Linked DNA regions of Homo sapiens: all the other regions are linked to region 3. Evidence: chromatin loops called from intact Hi-C (ENCODE). Cell type or tissue: endothelial cell of umbilical vein. All regions are shown on one strand.

Evidence for each region. A loop is a pair of places that touch in the nucleus more often than their neighbours do. Peaks named below come from ENCODE experiments on the same cell type or tissue, not always from the same donor. Only the 100,000 strongest peaks of a DNase experiment are listed, where the experiment ranks them.
Region 1: it touches region 3 in a loop (15-fold over the local background); 2 of 110 quality-filtered maps call a loop at or near these places.
Region 2: a loop joins it to region 3, with 10 times the contacts of the local background. A loop is called at or near these places in 2 of 110 quality-filtered maps.

The regions. Positions count from the first base shown.
Region 1 is chr18:25,224,990-25,232,989 of GRCh38, forward strand. ZNF521 (zinc finger protein 521) reads right to left here. Exons shown (of 8, transcript NM_015461.3): 4 at 1-2,708. Among named protein-coding and RNA genes, the nearest start is that of ZNF521, 120 kb to the right of the region's middle. RefSeq lists enhancers at 3,381-5,031, 5,953-6,072. In endothelial cell of umbilical vein, no CTCF peak of the experiment used is centred here; DNase peaks (open chromatin) are centred at 3,612, 4,332 and 6,142; H3K27ac peaks cover 5,425 bases.
Region 2 is chr18:25,827,287-25,835,286 of GRCh38, forward strand. No RefSeq gene overlaps it. Among named protein-coding and RNA genes, the nearest start is that of SS18, 260 kb to the right of the region's middle. RefSeq lists enhancers at 311-812, 813-1,312. In endothelial cell of umbilical vein, a CTCF peak has its summit at 4,942 (motif pointing left); DNase peaks (open chromatin) are centred at 3,705 and 4,905; H3K27me3 peaks cover 480 bases.
Region 3 is chr18:25,513,457-25,521,456 of GRCh38, forward strand. No RefSeq gene overlaps it. Among named protein-coding and RNA genes, the nearest start is that of ZNF521, 170 kb to the left of the region's middle. RefSeq lists an enhancer at 5,357-5,526. In endothelial cell of umbilical vein, no CTCF peak of the experiment used is centred here; a DNase peak (open chromatin) is centred at 4,865; H3K27ac peaks cover 3,014 bases.

The DNA.
Region 1 (8,000 bases), 290 kb before region 3:
TTCAGTAAGAGTTAAAAGGGAGGGAAACCGCTCTCCGCAAATAGGGCACATGTAGTGTTTGACAGGGCCTAGGTGGGTCTGCATATGTTCCCGGAGGCCATTTTCGGAGAAGAAGGTTCGAGAGCACACGTTGCACTTGTAATTCCCTTTAATGAGCTCAGCTTTCTTTTTCACGATGGCACTTTCTCCAGGTCTGATGTTGTGGTCTCGGAGCTGGTGATTCTGCAGCAAAGTTTCCATAGTGTAGGCTGCCCCACAAATGTCGCAGCCGTACATAGGCTCAGAGGTGTCAACGTCTTCTTCGCTCCCATCGTGACTGTTGTGGGACTCCTGGCTGTTGGTCAGCAAAGTCTGCAGCTCCACTTCCTCTTTCTGCACTTGCTCGGAAGCTCCATTTGTTCCACAGTTGGGTGTCTTGGTTTCGAATACACAGTGTTTTTCTCGCAAGTGTTTTTCTAACAAAATGATCGCATGGAAGGCTTTGCTACAGAACTTGCAGTTGTACTTCTTACTGTGAGTGGTGATGTGGCATTGCAGCTCCACCTCGGTGCCAAAGGACTCACCGCAGAAAATGCACTTATGCACTTTCCCTTGGTTTTCCAGGTGGTTGTGTTTCACATGGAGCTGCAAGTCAGTTTCGTTGCGGAAGTCCCAGTTGCAAGATGTGCACCTATAGACTTTCTTTTCGTTACTGTGCTTCACAGCCAAGTGGAGCTGAATGGAGACTTTTGAGTCAAAAACTTCCTGGCAGAGGGTGCAGCGAAAGAAGACAAAGGTGTGCATGTCCAGCAGGTGTTTCTGAAGGTCATCCACTGATGTGAATTGCTTGTCACAACTCTCACAGATGTAATACGTTGAAGTGATCATAAAGTGAATGGTAACATGCTTCAGCAAGGATTCTTGGTTGGGGAATTCCTTGTTGCACTGAGGACAGGTCAATTTTGGAAGCACAGTGTCGAGATGAGTTTTTAGGTGAGTCTGAAAGCTGTCTAGGGATGTGTACTTAGCACCACATTGATTACAGATATATTCTCCAGTGGGACGTGCAGGTGCACCTCCTACTGCCTGCATCATCTTAAGAGATGTCTGCTCTATGGCCACAGGAGATAGGGGGCTTAAGGCCCTGGATTTCTTCCCATTGTGGATATAATTCAGGGCCAAGGGAATGTTTTTATGATTCTCTTTGATATGCTTGTTCAGTTTAAGAACGCTGTTGAATATTGGCGAATTTGTACAATAGGAACAAGAATAGACTTCTACTACTGGTTCTTTGGGAGTCCCAAGCACTGGAGACCCAAATCGGGAGCCACTGAGGTCACAATGAACCTGTCTAATATGCTCTTCCAGGGAAGAGTCAGTGAGAAACCCCATATAGCAATGGGGACAAAAGAATGCATTACTATCTTTAGCTGCAGGGTTTGCAAATCCATGAGAACATCGGATGTGTTCCTGAAGAGTGTTGAGGTCGTTGACAACTTCGGAACAGAAGTTACACTGGTAGACAATGGCAGGCATGGCAGAAACAATCAGACCTGGGTCCTGAGCTTCATGCACTTGCTTAAGATGTTCATTTAGGTTATAGAGTGAGGGCAGGACCTCCAAGCAATACTGACAAATATGGGCCTGTTCTGGCTTATCTAAGTGCATAGTTTTCAGGTGAATCTGCAGAACTGCAAGACTTGAAAATAATTGTTTGTTGCAGTAAATACAGCTGTAGGTAACTTTTGCTTGTTTACTCGAGGGACCAGTCATGTCAGGGGTTTGTTGAGCGGCCCTCTTCCTCCCTCGACTCTTTGGGATTGGCGGGGCAGCTTCCACCATGGTTGAGCTGTCCACTGAGAGGTTGGAATCTGGAGTCGTACTGGACACGGAGGTATAGCCCACCGTGACCAGGGAAGGGCTGTTGCTGTGATTGCATGACTCCGGTTGCTGGTGACTGTCCATGTGGCTGTACAGTTCCTCAACTGTGTGGAAACTCTCAGAACAAATGCTGCATGAGTTCTTCTTCTCCCCGCTATGCACCTGCTCCATGTGGTTCATGAGGGAGGTCTCCTCTACGAAGAGCTCGTGGCAGTAGACACACTGGAGGGCCGCTCGGTCCTCATTTGGGGAGCATTCGGGGTGGCACTCTGCAATGTGTTTTTGGAGGTCTTCCGGGAAGTCAAAGCCTTCCTCACACTGACTGCACTTCTGAGTGTCCTTCATCTTCCAGTCCTCCATCCTGGAACCGGACTGAGAGCCGTCCTTGTTCCTCTCATGAACCTGCATGTGTCCGTGTAAGGAACTAGAGGACAGAAACCCACGGCGACAAATGGCACATTTATATGGCTTGTTGGACGTGTGAGTCTTTAAGTGGATCTTCAAGTGATCACTTCTGGAAAACGCAGCATCACATTCACTGCAGTGGTACTTCTTGTCCCCGGTGTGGAGTTTTATGTGGCGATCTCGGCTGCGCTTGTGTTTGAACAGCCTACTGCAGTAGGTGCATTTGAAAGGCAGTTTGTCACTGTGACTCTGCTCATGGTGCTTTAGGTAGCTGAGGCGGCTAAACGACTTGTCACAGAATTGACACGGGTATGGAAGCCCAGGGCCACCTTCTTCCTCTCCAAAATCGCAACCTTCTCCATGGCTAGGGGAAGTCTGATCCTTGCTAGAAGGTGAGGAAGCTGGCCAAGAGCAAGTCGGATCATCTTCAACATCCACTCCATCTGCAACAAGAAGCAATGACAAATTTCATCTGACATGTTGAGATTCAAGAGTGAGTTTACCGTAGCATTTCAACCAGCACGCAGAGTTGGGCCCTCTTGAATCTTTCAAGAAAAAACAAAATGAAAAGAGAGAATATTTGAGTGAGACATTTTCAAATCTGAGCCCAAAGCAGTTATTCTGCATTTACTTTTTGTTGAGTTGTAAAATATAAGAGGATATTAAATAGTTCTATGTCTAAATTACCCTTTTATTACTTTTTATCATTCTTCCTTAGAAGCAAGGTATATATTACACATTGACAATTTTATTAAAATGCAGATTTTAATATATTTAATGTTTCTTTTGTATTCCTTCTAAAATGATTTGCATATTATGTGAGCATCTGAAGAACCAAATGAAAAGAGGAAATATTACGGGAATGATTTAAAATTAATGCAGTCAACCCAGATGTCTAATATTTAATAAAAAATTCCCTCTGCATTTTGCTTGTTTTTATATAAAAAGGCAATTCTGCAGACCAAAATCTGTTACGGGGTTCTTATTGATACAGACCTTATTGCTTTCAGCAAAAAAATATTAAAAAGTAAGCACATGAAAGAAGACAGAAAACACAATAATAATTATGTCTTGTGTAATGAAAGATAACCAGGATTTCTTCAATAACTGAAATTCGAATTCCATAGGCCAGAAAATGGATTATTAAATGTTAGAAGGGTACTGCTAGATATTACATGTAGCTAGGATCAGCTAGGATCAAGAAAAAATGAGAGTTTCACAAGGGCCAGATTTTAATAGTGTATTTTGTTTGGAAAGTTCAAGAGGTGGCCCACCATATCTTCCTTTTGCAAAAGCTTCAGCAGCCTGAACTTCCTTAGCTAAACAGGACCTGCACTTTGAGGTGAGCAGAGACAAAGCAACTTGTGAAAAACTGGAAACAGGAAAAGTGATAAATGATTATGGTAAATGCTGAAAGATTTATGAGTGACAAAAAGAAGACAAACAAGACTGAGAGCCAGATATAAACTTAGCAAGTTATCCATAAAGGAATGTTACCTTATATTAGGTGATTTTAAAAACTATGTTCTTAGCAAACGTGCACTGTTATTTCTGTTGCTTTCTTGATATCCAAGTGGAAAATAAGACCATCTCAAAGCAGGTTGTGAAACCTCTTTTTTGCTTTTCATAACCTATTATTCAAGATCAGAAGAAACTTTAAAAGCTTTCCACTCTCCAAAGGAGCACGATTTTTCAAAAAAACACACAAGTAAAGACCATGGAGTGGAGCTGGTGGGGATAGTGTTTCAGTTAGAATAAGAGGCTCAGTTAGAGCATTATTAGAATATTCTAATGGTATTCAATTAGAGTATGTTCAAATAAGTTTTTAAATTCTTCAAAGCTGAAGTTCACTAGCAAGCTAAATGATTAATATAAAAGTAGAAACTGGTGAGCATTATGTAAACGAATTCCATGTCTGCTTTCTTTAAGGTAACAAGATTTTACTAGATTGTCAGCCTCTTCCTTATCCACAGGAAACAGATGAGGATCATTCCTTTCCTGCATCTAGAAACTGATGACAACACCATCTCACTATCAATGCCAGATGGCAACCCTCTCACTCTGAGAAAACAACCAAACACCATTCCTGGATCCTTGCCCACTGCAACAAAGCTTCGCCATACAAGTTGAAAACCGCATGATTTTGCATCCTCATTTATAGGACTCTATAACCCAACATGTTTCCAGCATAAGAAAGGGTCTGATGGATGTGGATGTGATTTATACTTAAAGTGAATACACCAGGAACATATGCAGATAAACTCAACTCACCACTCAACATACAAAAAAAAAAATTTAACTAAAAGCAAAAAAACTCAATAATGATCTAGTTTTCCCCTTAAAAAAGTGTTGTCACCTAAAGCTAATATACCTGAAACAAATCAAGGTTTCAAATATTTACCCTAATTGAAAAAAAAGGCCATCTATTAAATGTACTCAACATTCTAGGTAAAATCTACCACATTTCACATTTATCTTTTAGGCTTAAATCCTGCTATTTCATTTAAAAAATATTTTCAAACACATCTTCTCATTTATACATTTGGGGAAAACAGTGAATCAGAATTTGTAATGCATCCAGCCTAGAAGGATGTAACTATTGAGCTTGAAAATTGAGCAAGTGAATTTATAATTAAATTGCAGATTGTGTCCAGGTATGATATATTTTTTACAAATACATAAAGAATTATAGAGCAATGGACCATTATAAAAATTATGCAATCCCTAACACCAGGCTTAATTCAGGTTCTTGTCTGTGGTCCATGCCTGACTATATCTATTATATAACTGTTCTCTTAAGCTTGTAAATTTCAGTGACACGTCAAGTGAGCTGAAGGTTAGGATCAAGGTTTTAACCAGGATTCAAGAGAGCAGAAACCTTTTCTTTCTTCTCTCCAGTCCCCATTACTTGTCTTTGTAAAGGAAATTACACAACACCCCCTCTAGAAGTCATAAGGCGTGGGGATTGAGCAGAAGTAAATAGTTTGAGCAAGGAATAATACTTATAGAAAAATAAATAAAGCATCCCTGAAAGGCTGATTTCTGTTTTAAAATATAAAATGTAAAAACTCTCATTTGCCAGTACTGTAAATGGATTGTGTTCTCCAAAGAACACACAGGGACTCACTACTCCAAGCGGGTTGGTCCACACTCTTCAGGTATCAGACTCCTCCAAGACTTTTGTGGTGATGGTCTCCCCGCCAACATACTCTGAGGTCTACCTAAGACTTTGAGAGTTATCCATCCCCATTAACTTAGGCTTTTTGGCAGCCACAGTGCAAACTAAGCTTAAATGGTGAATATAGGTTTAAACGATGTCAATTTCTTTTTACACGTGGAAGAAACTGTAGAAGATTCTTTCAACTCAGGTTCCTGAATCAACTTTAACTTTTTTTCCCTTTGGCACTAAGTGCTACTTACAGGGACTGTCTTTCTGGGTGATGGCAAGTTTTCTGCATTTCAATGTGAAGTACTTAACATGTCCATGTTAAATTTTAATTTTTGAAACCAGTCTCTTCACTTGAGCTGACTCTCCGAGAGCTGTAGCTCTTACTGCCGAAAAAGCTTTGCTAGAAACCAGCTCTGTGGCCTAAAAAGTCTATTTAAAGATGCAAATGTGTGTGCATGGTTAGTGCAGATGTTTTTCTACAGCAACTGTACTTGCTGAGTTTCACCATTTCCATAAAGCACATTAAAACAAGTGTGTGAACACTCCGAGATGAAAGTCTCCAACACTCCTGAGACTTTCAGTGGAAAGTAGAGCCGCCTGACTTTTCTCCAAGCAGACAGGAATGCCCATGATTCAGCAGCCTGAGTAAATAAAAGAGGTCCTTATTTCCTAATTTCGCTGGCTGGCCACACTGCAGCAGCCTCTGTGTTTCTGCCAAAGGGGATGCAGAACTGGAACTACACCCAGCCGCTGAAGGCCTGTCTTTGTTAGCCAGCCAGGCTTTCCGGACCATCTTCTGGCAGCAGAACGGCCATATCCTGCAAGGAAGACCTCCATCTCAGGCTAGGCGCTTCTCTAGTCTGCCTAAAAGGACGAAACAACAGATTTTGCTGGGTCTGTGTTGGAGGAGGACAGCTGGAAACTCAGTTAGCAGCAGAGTAACACCTGTTCAGGCATATTTATGGGGGAAAGTGCTCACTAACAGAAAAGTGAAGTCATACCAGAAGGAGTTATTCCACAGAAAAAAGGCAACAGAACACAGAGTACCTTTGTGACGTGAGCCATCAGCCCCTCGTGTGCCAACCTGGGGAGGAGGAAGCAGAGACTGGACGTGATTTGATCCTAGCTCCTGCTGATGGACAGACAAGCACGCAAATGAGGGTCTGAGAGTCTGTTTACAGCCTGCCATTGTGGAAGAGAAATGCTGAGGGTTCTGGCCACTCGCTGGTGTTCAAGACTAATCAAATTAGCCAGAAATTAGAAAATAAGATCAAAGAGAGAGGAAGAGAATATGTGCAGAAGGGCTAGACTAATGTTAATGCTTACTTTGTTTATGATTAAGCGGGTCTTAATTTGTGTAGGACATACACTTCCTGAGGACAGGGACCAAGCCTTTCAGAAGATTGATTCCAACACTAGGGGCAATCTGAAATTATTCAAGAGAAACTAATGTAAGAAAGTAGATGAAAATACTTTCTCTGAAGTTATGGAAACTTCTGATAATGTTCTTCATAGGGCCTGGTCTGCAAGAAACTGGCTTAACAATATCCTTTTGCTACCTGAGCTTGTTCACTGCAACAGCAGAGTACCCTCTTAACTGCCCATCGGGGACTCAGTATCATGTGTGCTAGTGCCACACAGCAAGATTTCCTTAACAGGGACAGGATTTACATCAATGGTTACTTTTCAAGTGAGGAGAAGAAGCACAAATACTGATGGGTCTGATACTTGTGTAGGAACCAAAAGTCAAGATCCTGGAGTTTTATTTCTAGCTTCATAACTGACTTAGAGAGTGACCTGGCTAAGTCATTTAATCTGCCCCTACCTAGGTATTTCACCTGCAATATGAAGATAAGAATTCTTGCTACTTACCCTCTGGGGTGTTACAAAGACTAGTGAATGTTTCTAGGGCACCTTATCATGGCTGGAAGAAAAGCTGCATATGTAAACAAAAAGATTTATATGTGTTGCATGTATTTCTGTTTCCATGTGTAAGCTTCTATGAATATAGCATAAACATATTTTAATATTTTCTTTCCTTTAATGCAATCTCAGGAATATTAATTTTAAGGACTGACCCAATGGCAATCTACAGTGCCTTAAGCTTTCACAGTTGTATACGCAGCTAGCAAGAAAATAAAAGATAAATAGCTGGTGATACCTAAATGTTAATAGACCATAAATCTGTGCTTACTATGTTCCAAACATTAAATTATCAAACATGGGATATAATCTTGGGTCTTTACAGGCAGGTAACCTTGGCACAAGTGTTTTTCTATGGAATTCTGAGGCCAAGAATGCGGTTTATACCTCTCTTCTCCTTAAAACACGAGCAATACAATCATTGCATTATTTAGCAACATGGTAAGTTGATTCAGTAAATTTTTTTTTGAGGCTCAAACAATAGGGTAAGACTTGAGACCAACAAAATTTCAGGTTTCCCCCCACTTGCCTTACATAATTGTTTACTTCTGCCAGCAGGCTATAGGAGCAGTTCTGAAATTTCTTACTAAATAGAATTCACAGTACTTTTTCAGTCATTAGCTACCTGAGACACTTTAACATA
Region 2 (8,000 bases), 310 kb after region 3:
TGTCAGTAGGGCCCTGCTCTCTCTGAAGACACTGGGGAAGGATCTGCTCTCGCCTCTCTTCCAGCTCTGACAGTTTCTTGGCTTAGAACAACATAACTCCAGTGTCCACATGGCATTCTCCCTGTGTGCATGTCTGTGTCCCAATTTCCCCCGTTTATAAGGACACCAGTCATATTGGATTAGGGGCCACCCTGTTGTAGTATGACTCACCTGAACTAACTGTATCTGCAACAACTCGATTTCCAAATAAGGTCACATTCTGCAGTACAGGGGAGGGAGAAGTGTGGATTTCAACAAATAAATCTCAGGGGATGCAATTCAACCCCTAACAACATTTCTGTAATAAAGGGGTCCATCCAGGATGGGTGGAGGACCAGCTTTACCCACAATGATCCAACCTGCTCGTTCAGAGAAGGCTGAGCTTTCCACTCTGTCTCCCCCACATCACAGAGCACAGCACATAATAAATGAATGAATACTTGTTGATGGTTGATTAATGATACATTTTACTCTAAAATTTAAAAAGCTTGTGTTATCATGTTGAGATAGTTTGGGATTTGTTTGTGTGCCAGCAACAGTTCCCGTGCTTAGTAGCTAGGAAAGGTTTAAATCATTTTTGGGTCTGATATGATTAGTTAACTGTTCCCAGAGACCATGTGGAAAAAAATAGCTGGCATCCAACGCTGACCCAGCCCCCTTTGTCTCCCTCCTGGGTCCCAGAGGCAGCAGAGCTGATGAGCTCAGACGAGGTTGGCAGAGGTCACATTTGTTGAAGATCCGCGAAGAGATACCGGTGAAAGTGCGGCAGCAGAATGCAGCCATCCAGGCCTCCAGGCAGCTCAGCCCCCTCGCCCAGCCTGGGGACACACAGCTGCCCGCTCCAACCTCAGAGGGGCAAATTCCCCGACATCAGAGAAGCCGCCCTGGGCCACTAAACGGAAACCTGGCTAGCGAGGAAGCAGCTGGTCTTGGCAAACAAAAAATAATGCCCCAGGCAAAAACAAAGTAAAAGGGAGCCTGGAAAAGCTTCATTCTGAGGAGCCACTCCCTCCCTAACCCAATTTTTAAATCCAATATAAAATTCTAAGGCTATTCAGAAAACACCGTGGCAAATTCCTTCAGTCTAAATTCTCTGTGATGAGAAATTCCTAGAAGGCTTTTCCTTTCCTTTCAAAACACTGGACAATTTTCTCCAACAGTATATCTCACATTGTGGCCAGCCATCTTGTTATCTGTTACTCTTTTTGAATGTAACACAGAGAACCACAAGATCTTGTGGAATTTCATTTCTGTGTTACATAGCATTGCATTTTGAAGTAGTGTTTATTGTTTTCCTTTTATTTTTATCTCATGAAATAAACTATTCATGACAAGCTACTTTTCATTGTTAAAATTATATTTATGTATGCACATATAAATATAGCAATCTCTTATGAAATATATGTTTAATTGATTTATTAGTTTCCCACTGTGCTTAAGAACTCATGAACCTGAAATTAGCTGTGCATAATGGTTCTTCTGATAAGAACAGCGACTCTGCAGATACAAATGAAACAAAGCAAGGTGAAATTTTCAGAGAAAGATCTAGTCAAGCTGTTTAGAGGTCTAAAGCACACATTTTGTCATTCTTACTGATGACAATAATAATAGCTGAAATTGATTATTGAGTACATACTATGTGATAGGCAGTGTGCTATGCCTTTTGTACCTACCTTAATTTAAATCCTTTCAACTCCATTGACAATGATTGCTTAGAATCACTATGTGATTTAACCATCATCACAGCTAGTAATTGGGAAGAGTTGGGATTCAGACCCTAGCTCATCTAACTCTAAACCCCAGGCTTAGTTCAATATACTACATGGATTAAAATAGGGACAAACACCATTAAAACATTAATCAAAGCTTGAAAGCTATAGGCAAATATCACTGGTATATTCTTTTAGAAAGTTGATTTATAACAATAACGCTGTAAAAAAAAGATAGGCAAATTCCAAAGGGTAAACTGAGGCATGTGGCTTTTTAGAACTTACTTTGAAATACAACTGTGGATATATGAAATATCATTTTCACTCTTTTGAAGGTAAGTTCTGGAAGCACTGGAGACTTATAATGATAAAAATTACATGATAACCTTTTATGCAACAGGCTTATTGAACACAACATTAGGTGAGTGATGCTATTCTAACAAGAACTAGTCATGCTGGGCTAAATTTTCCAAGAATGCAATTTAAGCCCACAGTAAGGTGTATTATAAAATGAATGGGATACCGTGGTTCAAACACAGCCCTCCGAATGGTCCATCTGTGGACCTTATCTCACCAATTCTCATTAAACAGTGATTTCATTTCTCTCCATCATCACAAGCTCCACTCCTGGGCAGTGTTCAGCTGCCTGGCTGGTCTCACGACACATGCAAATATGAATTAAAGGCGACCGCACCACAAGACTGAGGAGAGTTCAGTAATACCCTTCCCAGTGTGAAGCACAGGGCCCCAGCCATCACAGATGGGAAAAAGAAATTGGTGGTCCCAGCAGGCCCTCTTTTTATTACCCCCTGAGGCCTCATTTGGAGCATGACTGTCACACACATGCACATGCGCACACACACACACGCACATATACACATGTACATACACATATCTAAACCACTCTACCTCCTCTTTCCATCCCAAGCACCTGTAAGGTTAAAGATGTGTTTGGACTCTACAAAAATAAAATCCCAAACCTTTACAGATACCTTGTCACAGACTCTCACTGCTCCTCGGTGATACTTGTAAAAGGAGTTATGTTTTCCTTATTATCTATATGGGGAAAGTGGAGTGTGAAATGTAAACATCTGTTTAGAGCTAGAAGGAGAGTCAAAGCCAGAATACGGGAGTGGAATTCTTCTGTCCTCTGACCTCCTACAACATGGAGTTTTTGTAACTTTCCTACAGCCCTCATTCTTTATCACAACATGATAAAGTTTCTTGTACATTCGTCTTTTCTCCCTTATGGTACAATAAGCCCTTCAGGGTGGAGAACTATTTCTGGTTCTCACCATATCTAGCAAGGTGCTCTCCAAGATTAACTGTGCAAACTCCACATACGTTTATGGATTGTAACAAGAGGGCAAACAAGATACTAACAGTTCTTGTTAGCTGGATGGAGTGGGGGAGCACTGGCAATTGTGGCAATGGTTGAGCATTAATGGGTTTCCTTTACGATATACACATTTTCCACCAAATCTTCTCACTGCTGGTCACCATGAACGGAAGACAGAAAGCACATGAGTGAAAGAGAGAAAATATACACCATGGTGATTTCTAAAGCAGCTAGTGAAGGCTGAAGTAAGGGTGAGTGTGCAAGATAGCCATTGGAAGTACTCACCCATTCAGTTCTGGGTGCCCTGTAGCCCTACCAACCAATTACAAAATATATATATTTTATATATATATTTTTTAATATATTATATATTTTATATATATTATATATTTTATATTTTATATATTTTTATATATATTATATATATATTCAGCTTGAAGGAAATCTCCTGCAAGTCACGTGTCTACTGGCTGAGATTAGTCTGACTGTGGCCCAGACAGAGGTCCAAACCAGTCCTGAACTACACAAGGCACAGCCTAGGGCTACCCATGCTTCTCATTCTGTTAAAGACCTGGACTGCAAGTCTCAAAGGCCAGCCATGTAGTGAGTCATCTGCACTTTCCAGCCCAGCCAAGCCTTGGATGGCCAGAGCCTGAGCCAAGATTACAGGCAGCAAAACTGCCCAGAGCTCTAACAATCCACAGAATCCTAATAATAAAGTGGTAGTTGTTTTTAAGACACTAACTTATGGCGTGCTTTGTTATATAGCAATAGGTAATGAGAATAGGTCATGGATTATTTGTTACATAGAATAGATAATGAGACTGATGCCTAAATAAAACAAGATTTGGGGAGGAGGACAGGGTGTTATGGGGAGGGGTGAGTGTATTTTGCACGTGGAGGGACATGAATTATTGGCAGCAGGGTGCAAACTAAGGTAATCACTCTTCAAAGATGCCCCCGCCCCCCGCAGTGAATCACGCCTCCTGTCATTCATGAGTAATATATAGTCCCTTTCCACAGAGAACGTGCGATCCAGAGAATGTGACAGAATCACTTGGAATGGCTTCCAAAGTTATGTCATAAGCAACCTTGAAGATTTTGTTCTGGGGGAAGCTGTCTAGTGTGTCACAGTCCAACTACCCTGTGACAACATGCTAAGGACAGACCCATGGAAAGAGAAAAATGTCTGGTCTGCCCTCCTCCAAGCCAGCCTTCAGCTGCAGTGCCAAACATGGGGGTGAAGAAGCCACTTGAGTCTCCTGCCTTCAACTGATTCCAGCCTCAGCTGTGTCTAACTTCAATCACATGAGACACTCCTGGCAAGAATCTTTCAGCTGAGTCCAGTCAATCCACAGAATTTGGAGAGATGATATTAAGTTGTTTTTAAGCCAATAAGTTTTGGGTTTGTTTACTACGCAGCAAAAGGTATTTGTTCAAAATATTAGGTATGTACAATGTGAATATCTCAAACCTTCTGGTTCTTTTGCATGCAAATATTTTCTGCTTTCAGCAAATGCAAAATTTGGTATGTCCTCTATATGATCAAAATGTCAACAGATCATTCCTATCCAGGTTCAGAGACCAAAAAAAAAAAAAAGTAAAGAGAAATCATTAGGCCTTGGACTTCAAGTGCCCACTTACAAGAAATTTCCCCTAGAAACCTTCTGGACTATAAACCCAGCAAATTAAAGAAGTCCCTAAATTATGTAAAAGACTATGCTGTATTGGAAAGTTGAACCAAAGGAGCAGCTGTGGAAGAACAGTTGCTAGGTTGTGTAAGGAAAAATAGTGGGCTCGGGAGCCATAGCCAGCAGTGCAGGGAATGGGGTCATGCGCCCCCATGTGGCAGCAGAACTGCCTCCCCAGCCAGGCCTTGGTTCTGTCCAGATTGCTGTCTATCTGTCTGTTACTCAGATGCAGATGCCCTCTCTCGTGGCACCCACTTATCCCCAATTTTCTCAGACATTTCTGATCTCAGACATGCACATCCATCCTAGAATTTCTTACCATATGAGATATCATTCTGTAGCTTTGTATGGAGGCATTGTGTAGGCTCTGAAGAGAGATTGACCTGATTTTGAAACCCTGCTCTGTCCCTTACTAGCTGTGAGACATGGGTAAGTTATTTCACCTCTCTGAGCCTCAGTTTCCCCATTGATAAAATGAGGATAATAATGGTGCCTATATGATGGGAATACTGAGACTATTTCATGCACAAAGAGCCTCAAATATTGAACACACTCAATGCTATGGTCTGAATGCTGGTGGTCCCCAAAATTCATATGTTGAAACCTACTCTCCAATGTGGTAGTATTAAAGGAGGGGACCGTTGGGACGTGATTAGGTCATGCTGGTTCCACTCTCATGAATGGGATTAGTGCTTCGATGCGACAGGCCTGAGGGACACAGAAAGGTAAATATCGCACATCTTCACTCATATGTGGAAGGTAAATAAGTTGATTCACAGTAGAGAGTAGAATAGTGGTTACTAGAGGCTGGGAAGGGTAGGGGAAGGCAGGGATAGGGAGAAGTTGGGTAATGGATACAAAATTACAGCTAGATAGAAGGAATGAGTTCTAGCATTCTATAGCACTGTAGGGTGACTATAGTTAACAACAATTTACTCTATATTTTCAAATAGCTGGAAGAGAGAATTTTGAATCTCCCCAGTAAGAAGAAATGATACTATTTTAGGTGATGGATAAGCTTATTACCCTAATTTGATCACTATGCAGTGCATACAAGTATTGAAATATCACACTGTAACCAATATATTTGTATAATTATGTGTCAACCAAAAATTTTTAACTGTGAAAAAAAAGAGGCCTGAGGGAGCTTGTTGGCCCCTTTCCCCATGTGAGGATACAGCTAGAATCATCATCTGTGAGAAGTGGGCCCTCACCAGACACGGAATGTACCAGCGCCTTGATCTTGGACTTCCCAGCTTCCAGAACTGTGAGCAATAAATTTCTGTTGTTTATAAATTACCCAAGCTAAGCCATTTTGTTATCGCAGTCCAAATAACCTAAGACAATTAGGTATTATCTTATTCTTTAGAAATAATGTATATTTTCCTCTCTCTTCCTCCTCCTAGGAGTTGCACATACTAAACAAATATTGCTGGAAGACACCGAGGCCCCTTTCAGCCTAATTCCCCACAGGATTGTTAGCCTGTGCCTTGGGAAGATGTAATTATTTTGCAGATAATTCATCCCAAGGGCAGAACCACTAAAGACATCTTCCCCGCCTCACCCCACCCCAGCCCTCCCTCAGCGTCCTGAGAGGTAGTGAGAAGCCAGAGAGCAAGGGAACAAGAAGCGAGCTCCTGAGCATAGTGAACCAAGGAGGAGATGAAGGACACAGGAAAGGCCCCCAGGAGGGATGGGGGAGAAGGGGATGGGAAGAAGGGAGGAGGAAGTCCCTCTGCCTATGGTGAGGGTGCTGGACCAGGGCCCACACTTCTGAGATAAACAGTGGGAGGCTTAGGCGTGGAACAGAACAGAAAAACCACTCACTTCTCAAGCCCTCCTTGAGGGCTCCACAATGGTTTGGAATACATTACTTAAATCTCAAACACAAGACATCTTGGGTCTTAGAGTGGGCGCTTGGCTAGCTAACAGCAAGACCTCTGCAGCCTGGGATATTGGGCTACAGCACAAGGGCATACTGTTATGTTTTCCACACCGTGTAAGTACAAATCAGAAAAAGTCATTTCCAGACCATACATCCTAATTTGCAAGGGTGAGCAGAAATATGCTTTGTGACCTTTTTTGCCCCAGTGAAGTCAAGCGTCTCCGATGAACATCCTTCTATAGCCTCGTGGTGCCTGGCTAAAGCAGGCGGCACTGCCCCAGGCCAGCCATGCTTGGGGAACCACCCCTGAACGCCCTGGGAACTCTGCAGAAGCTGTTGGGCAAAAGCTCCCACCTGGTTGTCACCCTTTGCTGGTCACTGCTGCCTTGCATACGTTCTATGGCTTTGCTCTGCTCCCCCGGGACCTGCAGATTTCTGGTTTACACCCAGATTGGCTGGATGTATTCAGCCTTTTTCTAGGCAATTTTCTCCTGCCTGTGCCATGACAATACCCATTCTCCTTTGCCTCCCTAAGCAGCTAGACCCTCACTAGCAAAAAAAGCATAGGGAAAAGCTGTTACACTGAAGTTCCTCCCATTGGGACAGTGATTTGGAATCGCCAAGGATTTTCACATTTTCTTTCATTTGATTCTCTCAACAGGTGTTGTTAGCTTTTTTTTTTTAGATGAGGAAACTAAGGCAAAGAAAGGTCGAATGACTTGTCCAAGGACATTCATATTGTCCAAGGTCATAGCCGGCAAGTAGCAGAGTAGGACTCAGGCTATAACTGCTGGAGACCAATGTCTAGATGAGCCACAAACTCCCTCACCCTCCTTTCCACTGGTGCTGCCACTGCCGAGGTTCAGTACATCCTCCTGTCTTGCCAGGGCAATCAATCAGCATGGTGTCCTCACCGTCTCCTGCAGTATCCCCTGACAATTGCCTGCCAGGACATTCTCCAATTACAGTTATATTATTTCTTTACTTAAAAACTTAGAAGCAGTGACACAGCAGCAACAATCACACCCAGTGACCAGATATTGGTTTTTAAATACCATTCTTCAATATATGCAACCAAGCCTCTCTGGAGAAATGGCTGATTCCAGGGCTGAGACAGGGAAGATACAACATACACAATATGAGCCTGGAGCATCTTGCAATGCCAGAAGGTAAGGAAGTGCACAAAACACACTCAGAGACACCACAGCCACAATGACAAGGGCAGGTCAAAATGACACAGGAGACAACCTCAAAGAATTCCCAATGGCCAGAGCAAGAATGATTGAAGAAACAAAATAATTAACACTAGCATTGGTTATAACCCAAAGGATATCCAA
Region 3 (8,000 bases):
ATTATTCCACAATAAACCATTCACACTTCTAACTCTATCCCAGCACCTGCTTCTTGGAGAATCCAAACTATGATATGGAGGGGCAGGGCCAAACAAATCCAATGGGAACCAGGGAGCTGTTCTCCTGGAGGATTTGTCTGATACAAAACTTTCCTGAGAACCTTTGTCTCCAGCTCCTGCCCCACAGAAAGAAACATGCAAGGAGCTCCAACTTCTCCCTGAAGTTGCAGATTCAGACAACTCTGATGATGGGACCCCAAGGCTTCTGAACAGATGCTGCCTAAGCTCCAAACCTCATTTTCTAGTCTCTGCTTACCTATATTTCTAAGCTTTTATTTATCCCTCTTTCTTCTATTCCTGATTTCCTGGTTCCTAAAACCCTTGGCTTTGGGATCATGATCTCCATTGTCCAATGACCTTCTCTGTGTGCTTCTTCCCCACATCTCAGGGCTGGTCTATTTGCCTGGTCCAATCTCACTACTACTGGTTTCCCCTGCCTGAACTACCTCCAAGATCCTTCCAGTCTTACTCTTTAGAATGAAGTGCCCGGTTCCTACTTCTACCTATGACCCCTTGCTGTTCAGTCCCTGTGAGCCTTTCTGAAATCAGTTTTTTGTTTTTTGTTTTTGAGACAGAGTCTCGCTCTGTTGCCCAGGCTGGAGTGTAAAGGCAGGATATCAGCTCACTGCAACCTCCACCTCCCAGGTTCAAGCAATTCTCCTGCCTCAGCCTCCTAAGTAGCTGGGATTACAGGTGCCCACCACTACGCCCAGCTAATTTTTGTAATTTTAGTGGAGTCGGGGTATCACCATGTTGGTCAGGCTGGTCTCGAACTCCTGATCTCAGGTGATTCACCCACTTTGGCCTCCCAAAGTGCTGGGATCACACTGAAATCAATTTTAACCAAACTCCTAGTCAGGCCTTTCCTGGCCTAACTGATCCTATAACATTGGAAATTCTAATTTTTACACTGACTGCCAGACCCGGAGAAGAAAAGGAACAATGTCTTTGCCTTTCTTCTCCATGCAACACCTCACATAATTGCATGTACTCCCTATAGACTTGCAACAAATCCTTTCAGAAGCATTACGTGGCATTTCTAAGCATCAAATGTGATTTGTATTGACTTAAGTCATGCTTCATGTATTGACATGAAGTCCATGCTTCAAAAACCAATTATTTATTAATCATTAACTCAGTCCTTACTATAAGCCAGCCCTTAGTCACTTCCAAACAAGAAGACTCCCAAAGTGGTACATATGTAGAGTTGGGTTGTTTAGTTGTTTGTTTGCTTTGCCACTCCCTGAATTTCTTTATGATACTTTATGTAGACCTTTTAATGTTCTCTGCTATTCATTTTTAAGTTGGTGGTTCAATTAGTACTACTTCCTTGTGGAAAAAGTCATAATATTATTTAAATTGACATAATCAAGGACATTTTTAGGACAATGACCCCAAACGTGGCCCATTTTATTGTTCTTTTCTCCTCATTGTTCCTATTTTCTATCTCACATTTATATTCTGTCATCTTGTTTTCTTCTAGAAAATCTAAGTTTAGAGAAAGAAAGTATCTTCTTTTGACTATCATTATGATGTTTGCTTTTTTTTTTTTTCTTTTAAGGAGCTAAGCCTCTATAGTTTGGTGAAACCAAAATTTTAAAGTTAGAAAAAAAAGAAGAAAAATCAACTCTAAGTGCAATCTTCCAAATATATAGAGAGAGCTTAAACCATCTGATATCACAAGCTCACTGTCTAAATTAACCTGACTTTACTATTCCTGGAAATTCTTGCCTAGGAAGACAAAGTTGTCAGTAATTTTACTGTTTCTTTCAAGTATTTCTCCAAAATCCTTTTTTTCCCCCAGATGATAGACTACTAGCCTCCTCAATTAGCCCTTATTAGAGTAAGTACCTCATTCTCAGGGTTCATCAAACAAATATTTACTCAATATTGTCCTAGAAATTCTTACCGTCTATGTAATCCTAAATGATTACATCCCCAAGCCTGCCCAACTGCAATTAGATCACCCTCCCCAGCCAATCCCCTCCATGTCAATACACCCACATAACTCCCCTGACCCCCAAAACCTCATATGCTTCTCACTTTTGTCCTTCCTGCTCAGAGATGCTACTAAGACTCAGCTTTGCTTGATCATGGGTTATTTTGGTATTTTTTCAGGGAATCACCAGTCAACAGCCACCAATATTTAATGGGTACCTAGCACTGACCTACATTTTGTAGGCACATAATAAATAGTCTAGTGGGTAAGAAGGATACATAAAAATCCATAATTTTAGGCAGAATCAAGTAAATGCTTTCATAAATGCGTGAACAGCCCATCCTGATGGAACTCACCAAAGGATCTGCTAGCACTTTTTAGAGGAAGTGATCATGGAATTTAGGGTGTTGTAAAGGCTAACTTGCAACCTTCTGGAGGCTTACACCTTGTAGTGACTTTCTTTTAATTCTCAGATAACTTCTGGAGATTCCTATGGCCACTTTAATTAGAAACAACATGAAATAAGTCCAAAATTTCATCAGTTGCTCTAATCCTTGATACTGTGGTGATGAATTTTTGGGGGCTCCCTCAAAGAAGAAAATAGGATTCAAGCACACTCACACACACGCAGACACACATGCACACACAAACATATATATATACACACACACACATATATATACACACACACATATATATATACACACACACATATATATACACACACATACACACATACGTATACATATATATACATATCTCAAGGAGGCAGAACCTACCTATCTGCCAGGGCCATCCTGCTCTTTCTACAGCCTGTGGACCTGCAGACCATCTTCCCAGCCATCTGGTGGAATCTTAGTCCTAAGACAAGGCACGATGTTTCGTGGTCAGTCACCCATGCTTCCTGCAACCTACTCCGACAGTGAAAAAACACACCAAAGCACTTGTTTAAACAAAGCTTACTGAAACAGAACTCTGATGGTCCTCTAATATATTTTTTCATGGGGTTTGGTTGGGGGATGGTGGAGCTGGTGGTATAACCAATACGTTTTGGTAAACATGAAGCAAATTAAACAAAATGAGGCTTTTGTTCCCATGGTAATTGTATAATTTTCTCTTAAGGAAAGTATGGATTTTGTTTGTGCAGCTGACAATTACTGTTGAAAGTACAGTGTGGCCTGCTATTAGTTTTCTGAAGATGGTCCCAATCCAAGAATGTTTTGAGAATATTCTATTAGCCTAAACAGAAGCTATTCCCATTAGAAATAAATATTCTGGCCACATCCTAATTACACTTTTAAAATTAAAAAAAAAAGGCATTCGTGTGTTCATAGTAACTGTATTTCTACATTGTCCACAAAAAAATATCAACCTGATTTCCAATGAGTTAATAAAGTTTCAGTGTCTTGCAGTGATTCAGCTTAACTTTGTTGAGAAGTAGTCCAAGTATGTGGAGAAACAGCAGGTGCTGGAAACAAAAGCCTCTTTCTACCCTTTGTCAAGATAACAAGATTCAAAGAGTCTCATACAATGACCAAAAGTTGATCAGGGCCATAGTCATCCTATCAGGAGAGCATAGGAGCCACCTTCTACCTCATTAGCACTGTTTATCTCATATCGTGTTAGCATTCATTTTCAGTAATATGATATAAGAATGTAATGATGTATAAGTGTTTTTTAATGTTGTGTAAGTGAAAACAGGTGGGTAATTTACCATGGGCTCCATGCAGATTGGAGCTGGCATTTCACAAAGAGAACACTGAGCTATTTTTTTTTTTTTGGTAAGTATTTTTTTTTTAGCCTGGGTCAGATTTCAACAACCATGGTTTTTAAAGTCACTTAGTCATGTCTATACGAGGCATGACACCACAGATCTGTGAACCCAAAGCAAAAATCAAGAGAGTTATTTACCAGGGCTGAATGCCTCAACCAACAACAAGCATGCTTATATCGTTAACTTTCGTTCAGTATGGAAGCGAAGAGGGGACAGCAGTTTAAACAAGGTATCACGGGTATTCAAAGAAGCCCATAATTAGAGTACAAGCTGCTGATTAGAGCACTGGCCCTGCCTAGATACCTGGCCGCTGAGCTAATGGACAATTCTTTATGCAGAAGTCAGGAGTGTTACTTTATAAGAGTTATGATGAACATCGGGTGGCATTGATTAGTCCCTGCTTTTCCCAGGAAGTTAGAAAGAATTTGTATACCTCTACATCTTTTTATAAAATACTCAGGTGACATTCCTGTTGCCAAGATATCAATAATCTGAATTAATTTCATCATCATCAATACTAGCTGAGCTAATAAAGCTGGAGAAGCCAGGTGTCTTCATGCCTTTTTCTAGGACAAGTGTTACTCAGAGTCTCCCATGACTATTTGCTGATGAAAGGTTATAATAGATTTAATAACGTCTGAGAAAGTAAAGAGCTAATTTTGTAAGTGAAAGTGAGATGCTTCTTTCTACCCCAAACGTTTGTAGAGACAGCACTTTTTATTTTCCAGATTTTCTACTTTCCCATTTTAATATTGAAATAGAAGAAAAATGTTCCCCACCAAGTGCATTTCTGCAGCCTTGTTCTGTGTCTCACGTTGCCTGTCAGTCTGTGATACTACATTCCACAATGCCCTGCGGGAGAAAGAAATTGTGTCCAGACGCAGCCATGGGAATGGAATTTCCCATACCTTGAGAGTGACCTCCAATTTGACCTTAAAATTAAAAACTTGTTTGTGAACTCCTGAGAGGGAAAAAGAAGTATATAACAGTAGCTGCTGTTTAAAAATATAATTGGCAAGCATAGTATAGAAACAACACATGAGTCAATCATGGGCTCCCTTAGATCCCAACAACTCACAGCCCAGATTTCCTGTGTTTTCCTGCCCATGAATGGGGTGAACCACCCGTGTAAACATCCAGGAGGGAAAAGAACGATTCCTTTCTAATCCCCATTTGCACTGGTAACTTTTCCCCAGTGTTTGTTTAAGAACTGGCATCTCTCACTCATTCAGTCACAGTCTGAGAATTTGTCATCAGGCTCATTTGTGCTTAAGAGCACAGATTGGAGCTTTGGCACCAGAAAAGGCTTGAGTCTCAACTCTACCACTTGCCAGCTGTGTGACCTCAGTTTCCTGATCTGTAAAATGGTGATAAACAGTGATACAGTAGTCCCCCTTATCAGTAGGGTATATGTCCCAAGATCCCCAGTGGATACCTGAAACCACAGATAGTACCAAGCCCTATACTATGCATACATACCTAAGATAAAGTTTAATTTATAAATTAGGCAAAGTAAAAGGTTGACAACACTCACTAATAATAAAGTAGAACAATTATAACAATATACTGTAATAAAAGTTACATGAATGTGGTCTCTGTCTCTCTCTAAATACTGTAATATTTTCAGACCATGGTTGACGTTAGGTAACTGAAACCATGGAAAGTGAAACTGCAGAAAAAGGGGAACTACTGTATGTACCTAAGACGGTTGTTTTGAGAAGAAAAGTTTATATACTGGTACCTCATTTCACTAATAGTCTATGTCATGAATTTTTCTTCTTATGGAAATTGCCGAATGACTATTATTCCTTATGATCAAGAGAGTTTTAGATGCTGTATCCATTTCTGCCCTATGAGAAAATGATGAACAAAAAGGTATGTTACTAATGTCGTCAACAATATATCACATTTCACAGTTTATGGATGTATTCACATCACATTATTTAATCCTTGCAATAATCCTGTTATTAATCTTTGGATGGCTATTATTGCCTGTATTGTCCAGATGACATATTACTACCTCTATTTATGTATTGAGAGGTAAAGTCCAAACATTGTAAGGGACTTATTCAAGTTCAGATATTGTCTGTACAACTAGACTATGGATTTGAGAACAGCCCTGCCTTAGGAAGTCCTTTGCCATTTCAGTTACAGCAGGTGGACAAAATAAAAGTATTTGCTGTGAATTCTATTTTTTATTTTTATTCTTTATTTATTATGACTATTATTTTGAGATGGAGTCTCACTTTGTTGCACAAGCTGGGGTGCAGTGGTGGGACCTTGGCTCACTGCAACCTCCACCTCCTGGGTTCAAGCAATTCTCCTACCTCAGCCTCTTGAGGAGATGGGACTACAGACACACATCACCATGTCTGGCTAATTTTTTGTTTGTTTGTTTGTTTTTTGAGACAGAGTCTCGCTCTGTTGCCCAGGCTGGAGTGCAGTGGCGCAATCTCGGCTCACTGCAAGCTCCGCCTCCCGGGTTCATGCCATTCTCCTGCCTCAGCCTCCTGAGCAGCTGGGACTACAGGCACCCGCCACCACGCCCAGCTAATTTTTTTGTATTTTTAATAGAGACGGGGTTTCACCGTGTTAGCCAGGATGGTCTCGATCTCCTGACCTCGTAATCCACCCACCTCGGCCTCCTAAAGTGCTGGTGGGATTACAGGTGTGAGCCACCGTGCCCGGCCACATCTGGCTAATTTTTATTTTGTATTTTTAGTAGAGACAGGGTTTCATCATGTTGGCCAGGCTGGTCTAGAACTCCTGGCATCAACTGATTTGCCCGCCTTGTCCTGGATTTGCCTCCAGGATGCTGCAATTGATAGGGAACATAGGGGTATGTGATTGCTTGACTTGTTTCTTGCTCTACTGAAATTTCCATCTTGTTGAAAGTAAAGAAATATTAATACAGTCTAGCCCGAAGAGAGTAGATTTTCCTAATTTTCCAGACTCCAAAACAACAGTTTCTTTAATCCCAGCTAGACAGCCAGCCACAGCTGATGGGCGAGGTTCGTTACCAACACAGGTGCAGCCAATCCATTGCATGGCCAATCACAGTGACTTTTTCAAGAACTTAAACTAGTAACACAGGCATTAAGGAAGTTGGATGCTGAGTCAGGCTACCATAAGAATAATAAATAAAATGCAAGGACTCCGTTGATGAGATCCAAAAATATGTCCTGCTTCTTATCTGTCCTTATGATAAACCTCTTTTACTTAAACTAGCTGATTTGCAACAAAACCATCTTTGAATCAGAACTCATCTGCTGAAGGAATCAGCTGGGAGGGAATATTGTGGGCTTGAGGAATCAGTTGAGGGTTCATTAAAGAGGGAGGCAAAGCCAGTGTGGGTTACAGGAGTAACCCACTGCACCCTGCCTTTGCTGGGAATTCTAAGCTAATTATCTACCACTGACAATCAAATCGAAGACCTGGGTCATGCACGGTCTATCATGCTAGTGACTAGTAAACATTTCCATGTCAGCCAAGGAAGCATTATTATTATTATTATTTTTGTTTGTTTCTTTGATGTTCTTGTATGTTGCAATATTTTGAGATGGTTTGCTAAAAGTCGGATTTATTTGTTGTTGTTTTTGTTTGTTTTCTTCTTTTGCCTCAATGAAGAACTGCTGGTGGACTCAACTCTTCACTAGATGACATAGGCCTGCATAGCAAAAGGCCAGGTTGTCTTGGGTTATCTAAGTTATGAAAAAAAAAATTGTTTTTTGCATACAAAGTGATAGACATTAAAGTTTTCAAAAGGTTGAAAGAGTTGTTTTTACCTGTATTTCATGCTGCTTAATAACTGCTTTAACCTGTTGATACAGAACTGAATTATCCTAATCTCCTATTTAATTGAAGACTAGCTATGTGTCCAGAACTCTGCAAGAAACCATGAAGCATATTTTTTCTTTAAATGACACAACATGGTTTCTGCCACAAGGTGCTGAAAATCTAGCAGACATAAAATTCTTCTTGAAGTCTTCCAGACACTTTCAAGAACAATACAACACAAAATATAATTAAATGTGATACTGTGTTTTATAAATGGCAAACATTACGGGAGTTAGAGAAGCCAACAGTGGACTGCAGCAGCCAGGGAGGGAGACAGGAAACCTGTCCTACTTTCACCTGCTCCATTCATCTCCTAGTCCAGAAAGGGTACTCCAAGTACTAAAGACCACTATATTTTGCTATAATACATCTAGTCAAATATATCACATT